Linked DNA regions of Homo sapiens: region 2 is linked to region 1. The links are chromatin contacts, found by Hi-C or POLR2A ChIA-PET in ENCODE. All regions are on one chromosome and are shown on one strand. The core of a region is the stretch at or near the end of the contact, and the rest is flanking DNA. Distances in the headings are between cores, read along the strand shown.

The links. A loop is a pair of places that touch in the nucleus more often than their neighbours do. ChIA-PET counts read pairs that join two places held with the same protein, here RNA polymerase II (POLR2A). Pooled maps may share reads with other maps.
Region 2: a map of tibial artery shows a loop between it and region 1 (2.4-fold over the local background). The contact joins the promoter of TP73-AS2 here to the enhancer-like site in region 1. A Hi-C loop is called at or near these places in 3 of 168 maps with a recorded cell type or tissue (lower leg skin, ovary and tibial artery) and 2 of 50 pooled maps. POLR2A ChIA-PET finds 5 or more read pairs at or near these places in 2 of 52 experiments (B cell and MCF 10A).

What each region holds. Positions count from the first base shown.
Region 1 is chr1:3,468,895-3,473,209 of GRCh38, forward strand. ARHGEF16 (Rho guanine nucleotide exchange factor 16) reads left to right here. Exons shown (of 15, transcript NM_014448.4): 5 at 1-42; 6 at 539-699; 7 at 4,184-4,315. Among named protein-coding and RNA genes, the nearest start is that of ARHGEF16, 16 kb to the left of the region's middle. RefSeq lists an enhancer at 2,673-3,298. Within about 2 kb of position 3,066, at least 4 of the 41 ENCODE cell types and tissues checked have a DNase peak (open chromatin) inside an H3K27ac peak, as active enhancers do.
Region 2 is chr1:3,711,890-3,718,600 of GRCh38, forward strand. It overlaps TP73-AS2 (TP73 antisense RNA 2), which reads right to left and starts at 2,409. Exons shown (of 2, transcript NR_185884.1): 1 at 2,298-2,409; 2 at 311-549. All of the region lies in intron 4 of TP73 (tumor protein p73), which reads left to right. RefSeq lists a silencer at 2,705-2,944 and enhancers at 5,972-6,531, 6,532-6,711.

The DNA.
Region 1 (4,315 bases), core at 1,816-4,315:
ATCCTGGACCAGCTCTCCACTGAGGAGCGGAAAAGGCAGGAGGTAAAAGGGCCCTGGGCGGGAGGGCTGTCCCCCATGGCCTGGGCCATGCAACACCCGGGGAGGGGCAGCAGCCACGGTGGCACCACCCAGCCATCCCTCTGCGGCCACCTCCAGTGCCAGGCCCTGTCACGCTGACCAGCGCCTCACACAGCCCCGGGCTGTGCTTCCACCTGCGCCAGGCCCTGACGGAGCCCCTTCACGTCACCGGGTGAATCCTCGGAGTCCAGGGGCTGCCATCACCCCCTTCTCTGACAAGGACGGGGGTCGTTGCCCAGCTTCAGCCGGCTCATAAGGCACCCAGCCAGGGGCATCCAGGGACGTCGGGCTGGCATCTCCAAGCTGGCCATTCTGACAGCCCCATCCAGGGGTGTGTCTGGGGTTCCTGTCCCCACCTGCCCCTGCCACCCGGGTCACGTCCTCCTGTTCCAAGCATTGGTCACCGAGGCACGCCCGTGTCCAGCGTCACTGTGGGGCTCACCTAGGCCCCTCTCCACAGGCCATGTTCGAGATCCTCACGTCGGAGTTCTCCTACCAGCACAGCCTGAGCATCCTGGTGGAGGAGTTCCTGCAGTCCAAGGAGCTGCGGGCGACCGTGACCCAGATGGAGCACCACCACCTCTTCTCCAACATCCTGGATGTCCTGGGTGCCAGTCAGAGGTGAGGCCACGCCACAGCCTTCCACACAGGGTCCTCTGCCAGGAAGGTGCCTCCCCCCGTGGGCACCGCACTGTCATCAGCAGGCCCCTGGGAGCCTGCGCTGCACCTTGATGTGGATGGTTTAGAGCAGCTGCTGGCTCCCGCGGAGTGTGATGACCTCTGAGGGTCCTTGAGGCCACCAAGAGCTGGCCCCAGGGCCGGGCTAAGCACTGGGGCTGTGGCATCCTGGTCGTTCTTAAGACGTGGAGCACTTCCCAGGGGTACAACCCTGCCCCACTGCCAAGCACCACCCCACCAGGACGTCCAGGCACAGAGGGCTGCATGATCCAGGCAGTGGTGGCCACAAGCTGCTCACCTGTAGGCAGGAAGCCTCGAGTTGCAGCTCTGGGTCATGTTCCACCCAAAGGTGTCTGGTGGCTGGACCTGAGCTCTGGTTGCAGGGCCTGGAGGTAGAGAGGCTGGACATGCAGCTGCAGCCATGCACGGGGGTATGTGCGTGGGGTGGGGTGGGGTGTGTGTGCGTGGGTGTGTGTGTGGGGTGGGGTGTCTGTGCATGGCTGTGTGTGCATGGTCAGTGGTGTGTGTGAGTGGGCTGGCCCCGAGGCCTGGAGGGTGGCTCGGGAGCATCCAGCACCCTGGTGTGTATGCATGGGTGTGTGGGGGCAGGGGTGTGTATGCATGGGCAAGGGTGTGTATGCATGGGCAGGGGTGTCTGCACGGGTGTGTCTGCACGGGTGTGTGTGGACAGGGTTGTGTGTGCGTGGGCAGGTATGTGTGTGTGTAGGTGTGCATGGGTTTGTGTGCCTGGGCAGCAGTGTGTGTGCATGGGTGTGGGGCAGGGGTGTGTATGCATGGTTGTGTGTGCGCGGGTGTGTGCATGGATGTGTGTGCATGGACGGGTGTGTGCACAGGCAGGGATGTGTGTGCGTGGGCAGGGGTGTGTATGCGTGGTCAGGGTTATGTGTGAGTGGGTAGGGGTGTGTGTGAGTGGCTGTGTTTTCGGTCAGGTGTGTGTGAGTGGGTGTGTGTGCGTGGGCAGGGATGTCTGTGTATCTGCGTGGTCAGGGATGTATGTGAGTAGGTGTGTGTGCGTGGGCAAGGGTGTCTGTGCATGGCTGTGTGTGCGTGGTCAGGGGTGTGTGTGAGTGGGCTGGCCCCAAGGCCCGGAGGGTGGCTCGGGAGCATCCGGCACCCTGGTGTGTATGCATGGGTGTATGTGCATGGATGTGTGTGTGGGCAGGGGTGTGTGTGCGTGGACAGGTGTGTGTGCGTGGGCAGGGGTGTATGTGCGTGGGTGTGTGTGCCTGGCCAGGGGTATGTGTGTGGGCAGGGGTGTGTGTGCATGGGCAGGGGTGTGCGTGGGTGTGTGTGCCTGGCCAGGGGTGTGTGTGCGTGGGCAGGGGTGTGCGTGGGTGTGTGTACCTGGCCAGGGGTGTGTGTGCGTGGGCAGGGATGTGTGTGTGCATGGACAGGTATGTGTGCATGGGCAGGGGTGTGTGTGCGTGGGTGTGTGTGCCTGGGCAGGGGTGTGTGTGCGTGGGTGTGTGTGCCTGGGCAGGGGTATGTGTGGTCTCGACCCTGTGCTGCTCCCTATATGCAGGAGGACCCCGGAGCATCGAGTCTCCTGAGCCTCAGCCTCAATGCTAACCTGAGGGGCGGTGCCTCTGGTCCCCTCGTGGGCTTGGGTGGCGCTGGGAGATGATTAGGGGCCTGTAGTGCCTGGCACAGGGCTGCCCCAACAGTGGTGGTTGCTGGCGCATTCTTATATCAGCCCCGCCCCTGGCGAGTCCCACCCATCTGCTGCCTGTGGGGTGCCCTTGCGGAACTTTGGGGCCCTGAGGGTGGGCAGGGAGCCGCCTTGTCCCTGGAGACAGGGGCTTCCTGTAGAGCTCCAGGGACCAGCTATGGGAAACTCCCAACCTCTGACTCAGCATGGGATGGGGCTGGGGGAGGGGGAGGGGTCTGGGATAGCGGCTGCCCCTCCCCCAGCTCTGCCCCCAGCCAGGCAGGCTTTGTGTTCTCTGAGCTCTGTGTCCTCCGGTCCCCTCTGCCTCAGGCAGCTGCATGTTTGCCTCTGACCTCCTCAGGGCTTTAGATTGCTGCCCTGGGGCGGGAAGCTCCGGCCTCCTCCCCCAGCTGGGCCCCCGACAGCTCCTGGCATTCACAGTGAACTGTCTGGGGAATCATCGCTATTTGGGGTAAGCGGCTGGTGGGCGGCTCTCCCAGACCTTTCTCAGAACCTGCAGTCACCCATATGAGCTGCTGACCGGCCTGGCCGGCCTGGGCACGTACGCATGTCGTGGCCCTGCTCATCCAGCAACCGAGGCCTCCCATGACCTGCTGGGTCCTCGTCCACGGGGACTGCAGCTCCATCTGCTGGGGATTCTCAAGGGCAAGCAGCTGTCAGGACACTCTCCCTGCAGGAAGCGTGGCTCCTGCGTGGGTGGCAGGCCCAGTCGGGCCCCGTGAGCAGAGGAGGAGGGACTCCCGCCCACCTCCACGCTGGGTAAGGGAGTCCTCCGAAGGACAGAGCTCTTGGGCTGGGAGGACCTCCTGTGGCGGCGGCCTGGAGACACGGATGTGGTCTCGGGTTGGGTGCTCTGAGGGTCTGCAGGATGGACGAGGCTCCAGCCACCGCCTCACACAGCAGGTGACCATCGTGGGTCCAGCCAAGCCCAGCCTTGGTGGCCGTGGCCGCCCATGGGGGCAGAATCCTGGCAGCCCTGGCCTAGCTCTGACCAAGTGTTAACTCCCTTCATCCTGATCACCCTGGACCAAGGCCTGGGTCATGGGGAGGTGAGGGGCTGGTAGCCCCTTCCAGGGAGTCTGCCAAGAGCCCACAGCTGGCCCCCCCCCGGCCTTGACTGTTCCCTCAGAACGGGGTGGGGGACCTAGTGAAAGTAAACAGTTCATGAACCCAGCTGGGAGCTTGACCAGCAGAGCTGCCTCGGATTTGGGACTCATCCTTGGAAGGGGTGGCCCCAGGCATCGCCCCTCTTTGCTCTTGTGCCTGTCCCCTGAGTCTCCGTCCTTGAGTTTCTTCCCAGGGGCAAGCTGGTGCGGCAGCGGGGGCCCGGGCCTGTGTGGAGGCCCAGTCGTTTTAGCTGGAAGGAGCTTGAAGGGCGAAGGGCACCAACTGGACAGGGCACCAGGACAGGAGGTCCAAATGGGCCCGCCTTTGGGGACAGTCCCTGGGGCTGCCCCTGGACAACAGAGGGACGGCACCAGTGCGTGGGATCGTGGCAGGGGGCTCTGTAAGGAGCCCCAGGCCTCTGACCACTTCCCACCCGCCCTCCCTGCTGTCCAGCATCCCAGGTCCGGGTCCCGCCCCAAGTGCTTGCTGTGTGCTGCCTCTGGGAGCTGAGCTCAGCTCCTGCCACGTCCATGTATGTGTGAGTGTGCATGCAGATGCATGTCTGTGTGTGCACACGTGGGGCCCGACCACCAGGCCCGTGGCACCCTCCTCACCCCTCCTTGCCTTCAGGTTCTTCGAGGACCTGGAGCAGCGGCACAAGGCCCAGGTGCTGGTCGAGGACATCAGTGACATCCTGGAGGAGCACGCTGAGAAGCACTTCCACCCCTACATCGCCTACTGCTCCAACGAGGTCTACCAACA
Region 2 (6,711 bases), core at 1,159-3,658, 240 kb after region 1:
TTGTCTTAGGGGAGAGCTGGCTCCACGGGTAGGAAAGCCCCCCGTCCAGGAGGGACATATGGAAGGACGGCCAGGGAAGCACAAAGGCTCTGCACGGGATTCCTGGGGAGAATGAGGCTGAGTCAACACTAATGGGTCTGGAGCAACCTTCCCAGCGCCTCGGAGGCTTGCAAGCAGGAGAATAATAGCGGAGGTGTCCCAACACGATCATGGTATCAATTGCATTATCCTAAAAGTTTATGGAATGCATGAGTGGAATTAATACCTTTTACTGGCACCAGAAGCAATTATATGTGCGTAAAGCTGAGGGAAGAGTTCTAACAATGTTTATTGTGGAGATGAAACGTGGATTATTAGGGGAAACAAGAGTACTTAGGGCGAAATTGCAGCAATTGCTGATATCATGTGGCGCAGGGATCTGCAGCAGGGACGGAGCTTCCAGCAGGCCTGCTCTGGCTGTGGTCAGCGCCTCGGGGCTCGTGGCCCGAGCCGGGGTTGGCTCTTCTCTCTTCACTTTCTGGAGCAGCCAGAGGAACTCACTCTTGGGCCCTGGAGGTCACAGAACTTAGCCTTGGAGGCCCCAAGTGAGGCTGGGGAGGCCCCAGCTCTGAGACCCTGGGTCCTGCTGCCCCACCCCACACTGCCTGGTTCTTGGAGGAGACAGGAGGGAGAACCCCTTGGGGGACAGGATTCCCTTCCATAGGCATGAGACTGTTGGGGGAGAGGCATGATCCAATTTACGTTTTAGGAAGAATCATCTATTTTCTAGGACTTCTTTCCAGTTTGGGGACAGCCCTGTGGACCCAGCATGTCTGATTAGTAGCGTTGGCAGCAGCATTGCCCCTATGTGCAGGGCCTCCCACACTCCCCATTTTACAGATGAGGAAACTGAGGCTCCCAGAGGGCACACCAGGGTCACCTGTCAGCAGAGGGCAGAGCCGGACCTGGCCCCAGCAGCCAGACCCCTAACCTTGCCCTTGCAGCCCGTGTGGTGCCCCACCCCGGCCCCTACAGGTCCCTGGACAGGTCCCCACGAGCAGCCCCTGCCCCCTGCCCCACCCTCTGCTCCCAGCTCTGTGGGGCAGGTCCCTGTGACCCTCAGGGCCCCCAGGGGAACCAGTGATAAGGAGGTGCTGACACCTCAGAGGGACCTGCCTGTCCCTAGGGGAGAAAGCCTTGGACCGAATGGGGTGTGGGGGGAGCCCAGGCTGTACCTTGGCCCCCATGAGCCTTCCACTGCTGTCTGCCAGTGAATCAAACTGGGACTGGGGGTGGAGAGCTGTCCCTGTCTGCTTTCACTGCTTGGTTTTGTTGACAAAGGAAAATCCCTCAAGAACGCTTTATCACTGGAGTGCTCCGAGGCTGGCGAGCCTCATGGGCGAGAAGCCAGGCAGCTGGGCTTGGGGACCGGCCTCTCCTGGTGCCTCCCTGCCCCCTCTGCCTTCACCCCTCCCAGGCCTGGCCTCACTGCCACTAACTCCCGTTGACAGGGGGAAAGAGAGGCCCACAGGGGAGGGCCGTCCCAGGCTTCTCCTGGACCCAGTGCTGACGCCAAGATGCGGTCGTAGGTGACCTGGACCTTGGGCCGTGTGGGACTCGGGGCAAGGTGGGGGGCTCAGCTGGGCAGTGAGTTAGTTTTGCTTCCCGGTCTGGTGGGTTTCTGCCACCCCAGGCCAGTGGTCACTTCTGGGATTTTCTGAGATTCCAAAAGTTGAAGCCACGGACCCTGGAGACCCGGACCCTGGAGGCCCAGCCCCTGCCTCTGGGTAGAGAAGGCCCTGAGCGACCTCCAGACCTTCTGTCCCTTTTCCGAGGAGCCTCAGGAAGAGGGGGACAGACAATTCCAGGGTGTCCCGGCTGGAAAGAAAAGCATCTTCTCTGCACTCCAGGCGGACAGCGTGAGGCTCAGAGATTACGTGGCGGCCGAGGCTGGTGTCCACAGCCAGGGGTTACGATGGGGCTGCAGAGGCCGTGAGCGGAACAGGGCATTTTAGGGCAGAAAGACCCTTTTGGAGAAGGTAACAGCACTCCAGGCTTCAGTGAGGCAGAAGTCAGAGCCCATGGGGAAACCGCACAGGGGGATTACCTAAAGCCCAGAGCCACCCCAAGGGTTGCAAACCCACCCCTCCCCCAGCCATGCCACTGGAGCGAGGCACCCAGCTCCTTGCACCTGGCGTTGGGGAGACACCACTCTCTGCAGGGGTCAGAGATTCGGAGGCCAAAATTCTCCTTCCCCCAGGCATTTCAATGAAGATTTACAAAGTTTAGCAAAAACCTAGATTCTAGCCAACTATTACCTTAAAAGCTGAAGAGGGACCACCCCACCATGTCCACAGCTTACTCCCCTCCCTCCGCTGTCTCCGGCCACCTCCAGCTGCTGCCAATTCCAGCCCCCAAGGCTGTCCCAGGAAGCTGTGGCCAGAGACTCCGGGACTGTCCTGTGAGCAGAGGGCACCCACTGACCCTGGGGCACCCTTCCAATCCCCACAGCTGACAAAGCCGGGCCTCAAAAGGCTGGGTTAATCCTGGCTTCTCCTCAAAGCCACCAGTCAGGGTGGGGGTGAGGATGGTGGGGGCAAGGATGGTGGGGGCTTCCTCCCCAGGAGTTAAGGGGCCCTCTCTGCAGTGAGCAGAGCAGGCCTGTTGCCAGCCTGCTGGGCCCCTCGTGGGACAGCTCCAGGGCCTGGCCCACAGTCCCGCTAGCTAGGTCCTTGCCAGAGGCCGGAGGAGAGGCCAGGCTACTGGCAACGGGCCCTCCAGCTGGCGCTGTCAAAAAGCAAGTTGCGGGCAGAGGACCCTGCGCTTGGTCCCGGCCCAGGGCAGAGGCTGAGTGTGGTGCTTTGAACACTCTGTGTCTTCAGAGCGGAGGGGCAGCTGCTGGTGGGCATTCCGGGGCCCTCTGCAAGCCCCAGCTTTTGTCTCTGCGGACCCAGGGCACTGCCCTGCCACCCCCTCTGTCCCCAAGGCCCCAGATGGGGTACCTGGGTCCTGGAATAAGAGCAGATGGAGTTCCTCGCCCTGCCTGGGCAGCTCATTCCTTCCCGGGCTTGGGCAGAGTGACAGTGATAGTAGCAGCCACAGGGCACCCGCACGCGGTCTCAGTGAATCAGGACAGCGGCGACCGGGTGGGGACTGGGCCCTGAGCTCCTCACACAGCATCTCGGCAGCAAAGTGGAGGCTGGAGCTGTCCAGGCTGGGCCACCCAATCCCAGCCAGACACAAGGCAGTCTGTGTGAGTCTCAGTCTCTATTGTCCATGGAGACCCATCCCCAGCAGGACCAGGGCAGGTGAGGCCCCTGGCTGTTGTTCCCCTTACCCCTAAGGGGCTTAAGTCCAGCCACGGGGTAAGAAGCCCATGTCCCACCTGACACCTCTGTAGTACCGTCTTTCTGGAACCCGGGGTGACGCCTCTGCAGTGCCCAGTCTTCCTGGAACCCAGGGGTGACGCCTCTGCAGTGCCGTCTTCCTGGAACCCAGGGGTGCTTAAGGCGGGTCTCTGCCTAGACCCCGACCCCAGGCCCCAGGACCCAAGTCAAGCCCAGCAGTGACAAAGGGCTGGGAGATGGAGCTTGGGGGTCAGACAGCTATGGTCTGGGTGCTGGTCCACCCCAGCTTAGCAGGCAGGTTTGGGTCACTAAACGGAGTGACAGTGCCTGACCTCCCAGGGCCAAGGTCAGGTGAGGGCCCCGCGCAGGGCAGGCACCAGTGGGCAGTGGATGTGGCCATGAGGGTGGACCCAGGTGCCCCATTCCCTGGCAGGTGGACAGCACTCACTGTCTCCCCAGGTCTCCACACCAACAGAGGCAGACACCTTGGGCAAACGCTGCCTCGCAGCCTCCCCCAACACTAGGCCCCTCTTATCTCCTCTGCCTGTGGCCCTCGTCTCCTACTGGACCCCTGGGCCTTCACTATGCACTGGAGACAAAGCCACCAAGTCTATCCTGGGCTCAGCACATACCTGCTTCCCTCCCCTACCCCGATCATAGCCCAGGATGGAGATCCCTAGAGGCAGCCGTGCATGGGACGAGGATCGAGCAGGCTCCAGCTCCTGTGGTCTGGGTGCACTCAGTGTCTCCCAGGGAGCCGCGCTTCCAGGCCGTTGAGAGTCCCCCGTGTGGCTCCTGCTCACCTGTTTAGGACATGGCTCAAGGTCGTGGTGGGGCAGACTGCCCAGCTCCTCAGGGTTCCCACTTGCCCCTGGCCTGCCCTCCCCAGTGAGCAGTTTCTTGTCCACAGCCTCTGGGGCTCTAGCAGGCCTCCGTCAGGGCTGAGGATCGCTTGGCATCTGCAGAGGATGTTTCTGCCTCTGGTTCATCCTCCATAGAGCTCCTGGCCTGGGAGCCCCGGCTGGCCAGCATGGGGGTGCCAGCAGACACATCTGTCTCCTGCAGCCCCCCCAGCCAGGAGCTCTTTCACAGCAGCCTCTTTTCTTGGGCAGCGCTGGGCCTGGCACTGGCTGTGGCCTCACAGGCATTCTGAAGCTCGCTTGGGCCTCTCATCTGCCTGGCCCATGGGCTGTGGATGTCCTGGTGAGTGAGCCGTCACTGCCTCGACCATGGGAGCCCCAGCTTAACACCAAGGTGTTCTGAAACAGGGGCGATTGCCACATGTGTCCTTTCCCCCTCCCCAGGCTAGTGGCTTCCCTGGGGCAGGGAGGGACCAGCCCTGTGACATCCTGCCAGGCCTCCCTGACATCTGTCAGAGCCCAGCCTGTGCTCCCAGCAGCTCTCTGAGGGCGACAGTGACTGTGCACCAGTGAAGGCCACAGCCTCCCACGAAGGGGGCTGTCACCAAGGGGGCCCTGTGGCTGCCACCTGAGGATACCCTTCCTCTCTCAGAAGGAGAAAGGGACCCAGGAGGACCCTAATCCACAGGCTGTTGACCCTGGCTCAGGCATGTGTTTTAGGGGGTCCATCTGTGAACCCACGAATTTAATGGAAAGGGTTCTGTGGCTCAGCCCCAGGAGCTTTTCTAGGGAGAGGAAGGGTCCAGGGCCTTGGCAGAGGGTGGGCTCAAAGAGGCCCGTAACCCCAGAGAGGAGAGAGATGCACCCCTAAACACACAGACGCACACACAAGCAAGGGAACTGGATAAAAGTGAGCAATAAAAAAAATCGTTTAAAAAATAAAAGCCCCCACTGCAGGCCCCATCTTCCAGAATCTGTTGCAACAGATTCACCCACGCTGGTTAACGGTATTTGCGGTTTGCAAGATGCTACACGTCCCAGGAAAATGACAGACAAGTTATTATCACCTCTCCGCTGTCCTCCTGCCCAAACCTGCCCGTGCCGGGCACCCAGCTGCCGGGGAGCGAGGAGCGGGCACAAGGAAATTAGCAGCCCCCCGCTGCACCCTCCCCTCACCCACCCCCGCACCAGCCCTGCCAGGCCCAGGGCTCCCAGCCAGGCCGGGCCCATGTTGTACTGGGGCGGGGGAGGAGGGGAAGGAGAGGAGGGTCGGAGAGGAGCCGGCAGCGTGGGGAGGGATGGGCACAGTGGCGTTTGGGCAAACCCTTTCCTGCAAGCAGGACGGTGCACGCACCCTGGGCAGGCAAGTCCAGGCGGCTCCGTGTCAACAGCCGAAGATAAATACGATTTTATCAGCTCGGAATCTGTTGAAACACATCCATCTAGCGGTTCTAGGGAAGGAGAAGGCAGGAGGGGGGCGGCGGAGGGGAAGTGTCTCCACGTGACCTTTCCTATAGAATAGGCTCCACCGGAGTCCTCCTCCTCCTGCCCGTTTTCCACAGGGCCAAGCCCAGGCCTGAAGCCTAGAGGCCTGCTGGGGAGACAGGAGGAAGGAGCTGGGGGAGCGCTGGAGCCGTCCTGGGCTCAGCCACCCTCTAGAAGGACCTGGATCTCTCAGGGCTCCCTTCCCTCCTGTGGCCACCTGTGTCACCCACCCCCAGATGCTGCCAGGGCAGGGGACATCACAGACATCCTCCCCGAGGCCACCCAGCTCCGGCCCGGCTGGGCACCTGGGGTCCAGTTAGTGCCAGGGTGAGGTCTGCCAGGCATGTATGCCCCAAAGGCCATGTGAGCACTGCACTGGGGACACCTGTGGGGAGGAGAGCCAGGCCCAGGACCTTGGTGGCCTTACTGGCCAGAGGGGAGGAGAAGTGCTCACATCGCCTGAGGACAGGGGCCTCCTTGCTCTCCACCCTGAGGCCTGGGCCTCCCTCCGCCACTGGCCCAGGTCGAAGACCTGTCCGTTCTAGGCCGCTCCACACTCCAGTCCGAGCCCCCACTTCCCGGGGTGGGTGGTCCGGCCGCCGCCTGCACCGAGTACCAGGGACAGCTCCCGGCGCGCCCAAGCTCCTCCCCGGGGCGGGGCGGGGCGGGGCATCCACAGTGCTCCCCGCGCCTGGGCCCCCAGGACCTCTTGCAGACGGGAGTCCCTCAGACAGTGCAGAGACGGGAGCACGCACTGGGCCCTGCACCCACTTCGTAGCGCCCTGGCCTGGGACGCCCCACCACGCAGCTTCCAGAGCAAGGATCGCCACTTCACCCTGCCCGGAGACCCAGAGGGAGTGGGGCGGGCTCAGCAGGGCGCTGCTGAGAGGCCGCTGCCTAGGTCTGCGAAATGGGAGCACTGCTGACCCTGAGGCCCAGGCGGGCGGGAGCTCAGGCTCCGCAGAGGACTATGGCCGGGGGTGCTGGGGCAGGGGCCTAGGGGAGGGGCTGCAGGGGCCAGGCAGGAGCTGTGAAACCCC